2 separate regions of the Homo sapiens genome follow, and region 2 is linked to region 1. The links are chromatin contacts, found by Hi-C or POLR2A ChIA-PET in ENCODE. All regions are on one chromosome and are shown on one strand. The core of a region is the stretch at or near the end of the contact, and the rest is flanking DNA. Distances in the headings are between cores, read along the strand shown.

What was found. Hi-C counts contacts between places; a loop is a spot of excess contacts on that map. ChIA-PET counts read pairs that join two places held with the same protein, here RNA polymerase II (POLR2A). Pooled maps may share reads with other maps.
Region 2: a pooled map shows a loop between it and region 1 (9-fold over the local background). The contact joins the promoter of CCDC171 here to the promoter of NFIB in region 1. A Hi-C loop is called at or near these places in 2 of 168 maps with a recorded cell type or tissue (OCI-LY7 and naive thymus-derived CD4-positive, alpha-beta T cell), 1 of 37 single-sample maps with no recorded cell type and 10 of 50 pooled maps. POLR2A ChIA-PET finds 5 or more read pairs at or near these places in 1 of 52 experiments (OCI-LY7).

What each region holds. Positions count from the first base shown.
Region 1 is chr9:14,312,374-14,315,718 of GRCh38, reverse strand. It overlaps NFIB (nuclear factor I B), which reads left to right and starts at 1,578. Exons shown (of 11, transcript NM_001190737.2): 1 at 1,578-2,237. The coding sequence starts at 2,208. RefSeq lists a silencer at 1,875-2,169.
Region 2 is chr9:15,551,229-15,554,371 of GRCh38, reverse strand. It overlaps CCDC171 (coiled-coil domain containing 171), which reads right to left and starts at 1,329. Exons shown (of 26, transcript NM_173550.4): 1 at 1,070-1,329. RefSeq lists enhancers at 1,022-1,191, 1,087-1,732 and silencers at 1,472-1,561, 1,572-1,631.

The DNA.
Region 1 (3,345 bases), core at 329-2,828:
GGCGAACCGCCTTCTTCAAAATCCCTGGAATCAAGTTCATTCACTCGGAGCCTGCACGGGCGACGGGGTGGGGGCGGGGCAGCGCCGCGGTGGGGAGCCGGCGCGGGCGCCGAGCGGCTCAGGGCCCGCAGCCTCTGGAGGGCTGCAGCGGCGCGCGCGCGCCCGCCGGCCCGCCCCGCAGCCCCGGGCGCGCCGCGGCCCCGCCCCGCCTGCACCCGGGCGGGTAGGGAGACGCTTTCCGCCGGCGCCCCGGGCCCCGGGGGGTGGGGATTGGGAGCCAGCCAGCGGGGCTGCAGGAGGAGGAGGAGGAGAGCGAAGCCGGGCGCGGGGAGGAGGTGGAGGGAGCAAGAGGCGGCGGCGGCGGCTCGGCCCGGTCCTCCCGCTCAGAGCGAGGCCACGTGCACGGGGCACCCCCGGGGAGGGCGGCAAACCGCGGCGAAGCGCCGCGCGCCGCGACTGCCTCGGGTGCGGGCCCCTGGTGGGCAGACCCGGGACGAACCCGCACCCCCTCCCTATCCGCGAACCCGGGCTCCGGGCGGGGCCGTCGGGGGCTGGGCGCCGCACCCCCCTGGTCCACGCCGGCGCGCCCCAACTACTTGAGCCCAAGTTCGCTCAGGTCCCCGCCTGCTCGGCCTCCCCCTTTTCCCGGCAGCCGCAGGCTCCGCGGACTGAGCCCGCCCCGGGTGCGAGTGTCCGCGCCCCAGCCCCGGCCTGGGGGCGGCCTGGGTGTGAGGGAATTTTCCACTCGTTCCTTTCTCGGGCTCAGACGGTTTCGGTGCTTCTCCCACTCGGATGTTCCCGCGGCTTAAAAGAGTCCGCAGCGAGCACCGAAATACCTCTTCCAGGGCGGGTTTTCGGGGGTGTGTATGTGTGTGCTGGTGTGGGGAGGGCAGCGGAAAGAAGAGCTATTTTGGAAAAAAAAAAAAAGTCATGGTTCTGTAGCACCGGTAGGATACCTTTAACAAATGAGGGAGAGGTGGGGGGAGAGAAGGAGAAGGAGGAGGAGGAGGAAGGTGGGGGGGCGGGGGGTGTGGAGAGGCTGGTGCAAAAGGAATGCGCGTTTGCAGGAGGAGGAGTAAAGCGATGATTGTGTAATTAAATAATAAAACAATCCTTAAGTCTGATTTGGAGAGAGCTCGAGCGGGGTCCAGAGGGTGGAACCGGTGAATTTTTCAACTTCCAAGTTTTGCAACGAAAGAAAGCAAGAGAGGGAGGGAAAAAAAAGAGCCTAGAGCAGAAAAGAGAGGAGTTTGGAGCCGAGCGGGAGAGCGGGATTTATCGTTTGGAATTTTTCAGGAGATCGTTTTGATACCCCTGGGCTCTGGGCAGCGGCGGCAACAGCAGCCTCCACGCTCGGCCGGGTCAGACGCGGGGCGAGGCGGGCGGGCGGGCGGCCGGGCGCCGAAGACCCGGCGCGGGCGGCGGCGGCTGCTGCTGCCGGGGACCACGCGCCGCGAGCCTCTTCCGCCCCAGAGATCAGCGCTCGCGCCCCCTCCCTCACCCCGGCCTCTCCCTTCTCCCCCATCCCACCCCGCCCCCACCCCGGCCCTCTCCCGCGCGCGCCCCGCCACCCGCGCGCACTCGCTCACGCTGCCCCTCGCGCACACACATGGTCGGCTCGCGGCAAAGTTTCGCCTGCGATCACCACTCCGGGATCCTGCCGCAGTGCTTGGGGCTGTAACCTTGAACTTTCCCAGCGCGGTGACACATTCTCCCCGCTCTCCCTCCCGCCCGCCCGCTCGCCCTCCTGCGCCCTCCCGCGCCCCCCTCCCCGCCTTTTTTGAAAAAGCATTTTACCACCAACCACCACCCCAATCCAACCCACACCGAACCTTCGCGCACCCCCTACACCCCAACAACAACAACAACTGCAAAATAGAAAACAAATCCCCAAACCCAGGCGAAAAGCAGCCAACACCGGCGGCGGCGGCGGCCTCGGCAAGCACGGCCAGCGCGCTCGGACTGCAAGAGGGTTAAAAGTGTAGATTGGATTTCACCCCTGGAAATCTAGCACGCCGAGTGAACTTGAATCTTTGGCTATTTAAGGAGGACTGGGTTTGTTGTGAAGTTGCGGTGATCCAGCGCAGAGCCCCGTCCTGATTGATCGCATCGCGGGGCTCAGATGACTGTAAAATGAATAGATGAAATTCTTGCTTCTCGAAGATTTTCTTGGGCATCTCCCGGAAAGTGCGTTTTAAGGCGAAGTCATGATGTATTCTCCCATCTGTCTCACTCAGGTACATGTCTCGGTCGCTTTCTCGAGCTTTCTCTCTGGCCCGAAATGCCTTTGTTTTGTTTTGTTGCGGACAATTAGCGGCTTGAGTTAACCTCCGCACATCCCCGTCCCTTGGAGAAGTGGCCCGGAGTTGCAGCGGGCGTCGCGGGGCGGCGTGGGAGCCGGGAGCGGCCCCTCGCCACGGCCACTGCGAGCGCCCAGCCCCGCGCCCTGGGCACGGAGCGCGGGCGCTGGGCCGGGCAAGGCCGCCGGGGGGTGGGCAGGGCCGGGACCTGTAAGTGCGAGGCCCCGTGCGGCCCCTCAAGTGCCCGTTGTGGTGCGGCATCCCCGCCCGGGGTGCCCGTAGCCCCTCTCAGCAGCTCGCGCGTTGAGGTGGACTCGGGCTTTGGAGGACTTTACGGGGGACTAAGCTTTTAAAAACAGCCAGTGAACTTGGGCGAGGGGACTGTAGCACGAGTCTGTGTGGGCGCCGCTGGACTGCGCTGCAGGCGGTGGGCGGGCGACGAATCGAGTCGGAGGTTGTGGTCCGGGGACCCATTCCTTTGCTTTATTTGGGGATCTGAAACCCTGGTCCATAGTGACCTGCTGCACTTTGGGGTTTCTAGTGACCGCACCACAAAGGCAGTATTTACGTTGACACGAGTTAGTTGGTCTTGGTGATTGTTAAGGAGTTTTTAGAACGTGTTCCTTTTGTGGAAACCTGTTCATTTGACGATATTTGGGCGTAGCTCGTAAGGCATTTTAAGTAATGCTGGTAGAAGTAAGGTCATTTTTTTCGACTTTGAGAATTGTCCTAAGACCTTAGGAATAATGTTATGAAATAAAACACTGGTTTTATACTTTTTAGAAACACGATTTGTATCACTTTAAGCCAGACGGTCAAATAGAAAAGCGGCGAGACCCAACAGACTTACCTGGGGGCAGTTTTCATCGCTGCCCAGGGAACTAACAACTGACAAAGTAACTAAAATATCTTAGCCCAGAACTGTTATTTGAGGCAGTATTTTAAACCTCTAAAGGTATGGGGCAGCTTATTTCAGCTTTTCGGAAGATGTGTCACCATTGGTAATTGATAACTATTTTCTTTGACATTGCCATGAAAACTAGTC
Region 2 (3,143 bases), core at 80-2,579, 1.2 Mb before region 1:
TACCACTGTTTTGTTGAGAGTAGGAACTAACAGTTAAATAAAATAAGTGACATGCCGGGCGCAGTGGCTCACGCCTGTAATCCCAGCACTTTGGGAGGCCGAGGCGGGCGGATCACGATGTCAGGAGATCGAGACCATCCTGGCTAACACAGTGAAACCCCGTCTCCACTAAAAATACAAAAAAATTAGCCGGGCGTGGCGGCGTGCGCCGGTTGTCCCGGCTGCTGGGGAGGCTGAGACAGGAGAATGGCGTGAACCCGGGAGGCGGAGCTTGCAGTGAGCCGAGATCGCGCCACTGCACTCCAGCCTGGGTGACAGAGCAAGACTCCATCTCAAAAAAAAAAAAAAGTGACAAAATCGTATGTTCTTTTCTCCAATATTATGAAAACCATAAAACATCGGTATGTCATGTATTCAAAAGAGCTGGACACCAACTCTAATAAACAAAATAAAGACGTATTTATCTCATTTACCTAAAATGTATACATGAAATATGTATTTTCTTAGGATCAATATCATAATGGAATAAAAAAATTCAAAAAGTCGGCTCCATTTCTGCAGAAAATTTACAGCTTCGGGAAAACGCACAGCTGACTCAGATTCTAAGTCTCTCAGAGTCCTGGAGGGTAGGTAGAAGCTGCAGGTGACAGTCTAGCACAACTCATTCCCGTTTATCAAACATCTGTAGAGTGTCTAGTGTGTGGCCGGCATTTAAAAAGGGGAGAGCGGGCTGAAAGACGTGGTCCCTATCCTCGAGGGGCTTACTGATTCTCGGGAACGAAAGCGCTCCGCAGCAGTAACCCTAAGAAGCTCCAAATCCCGGTCCTCTGCCTCCCCTCTGGTCCCCATCCGGCGCTCTGGTACAGCCTCAGCGATCTCTGGCTAGGATGCTCCACGGAGATCTTCCTCCAGGTGGGCGGGGAGACCCAGCCCAGGGAGCTGGAGGCGTGCCCCAAAGCCTACGCCAACAGCCCCAGGGCCGCCCCAAACTCACTCAGGGGCCCCTACAACCCTCTCAACACCTCCCTCCCAAGTCGTCCGCCTCGAAGCCCCCACACCGTGCGGTTACCTCAGGGGTCTCGCGTGATCCGTGCTGCACACCCAAGACCCCAGGGGCCGCTCCAAGTCTCACGGGTGAAAGGAGGCCCAGGCAGCCCACGGGAATAAGAGCAAAAACTGTTGGAACACGACGGACTCCAGGACCCGGGAGGAGGGGGACAAACAGCAAAGGGGTACAGAAGGGGAAGAGCCCCCGGGAGGTGAAGTTTACAACTGCCACTTCCGGAGCTGAAAACACTCCGCTTCTCTCGCAGACCTTCCCAGACTTTCACAGGTCAGCCCAACTCAGGCCCGGCCCCACTTTTTCCTCCCGCCTCCCGCAGCCCTCAGCTTGCAGCTCCTGGATACGTACTCCGAGAACGCTGGCTCGGATTGGAAGAGCCCGCCCGCCAAGCAGCGCGCCTTCGCTGAGGGACGAACGGGCGCATGCGCCGTTGCTGGGGAGCGGCGGGCTCGCGACCGCACGCGCTCTCGCTCCAGGAGCTCCGCGTCCCCGCGCGGGGGTGCGCCCTGCCCACGCGCTGCTGTGGCTTTTCAGCGTGAGGTGTCCGCGTTCCTGTCTCAGTCGCCAGAGCCGAGTGGAAATGCAGATTTCCAGCTTCTAACCCCTTTTCCCTGCCTGCTGAATAAAAACCTAAGAGGTCGGATCCCAGATCCTGCTTTTTGAAACTGGTTCTTCTGCCCATCTTTAGAGCCACAGCAACGGTGGGCTGGTCCCGGGGCCTGGGGAGAAATTCTCTGGGCTCGGGTTCTGCCCAACTGCCTGGTTTACCTCTGTCTGGACAGCTCTCTGCCTGCACAGGGCATCCTGTCCCCTCTTCCCGTCCCCATTGTATCCCAGCTGGGAGTGGTGAGCAGGGTCGGAAGAATGCATTGATGCTGCTTGCAGTGCGTTTCATTATCAACATTACGTAACCAGGCACATCGTGGAAAACGCCTCGGAGCCTTAGCATGTGTGTTCCCTATCTCTTTCCTCGCTTCTCTCACTTTTCTCTGACACACACACACACACACACACACACACACACACACACACACACACCGTCCTCTTATTGATAATTTATACTTTGGTTCCTCCCGGTGGCTGCTTCACAATCTGCTGCCGCCTAAGGGAGACTGGAAAACCAACTCCTCTTTTGTTCCTTAACTTTTGAAAGCCTATTCTTCCAGAGAACAATGCAAATTGACAGGATTTGGTCAAAGATTTTTATCTTCACCACCACCACCTCCTCTGCACAAAAAGGTGTTTAATGCAAAACGAGCCTTCTATACTAAACTGGGTCCTTGTTGATTGTAATCAACCTGAAACCAGGTGTAGGGGCCGTCTTTTCTCTCTCCCATGGGAGAGCCAACGGTCATAAATGCAAACACAAATTGAGATTAAAACCTCCTTGATTCTTGTAGCACTGAAACCTTAATTGGTTTGATTTTAGTCATTTACATCTAAAACGGAGGCCTGTCCCTGATTCTTTTTACTAGAGCCATAAAGAGGACAATTGCTCCAGAGGAAATAAAGGGAAAAAATAGCCCACTCTAAAGTTTAGAAATGAAATGGAAAATTACAACTGACTAATGAGATTAGAACTTTTATGTTACAAGCTTTAAAAAATATTTTTAAATTTTATTTTTTTCTTTTTCTTTTTTTTTTTTTTTTTTTTGAAACAGGGTTGTTCTCTGTTGCCCAGGCTAGAGTACAGCGGCACAATCACGCCTCGCTGCAGCCTAGACCTTCAGGACTCAAGCCATCCTCCTGCCTCAGCCTCCTGAGTAGCTGGAACTACTTAAAATTTCATTTGTGTTGGCCGGGCGCGGTGGCTCACGTCTGTAATCCCAGCACTTTGGGAGGCCGAGGTGGGCGGATCATGAGGTCAGGGGACCGAGACCATCCTGGCTGACACGGTGAAACCCTGTCTCTACTAAAAATACAAAAAAAATTAGCTGGGCGTGGTGGCGGGCGCCTGTAGTCCCAGCTACTCGGGAGGCTGAGGCAGGAGAATGGCGTGAACCCGGGTGGTGGAGCTTGCAGTGAGCCGAGATTGCGTCACTGCACTCCAGCCTGGGCGACAGAGCGCGACTCCGTCTCA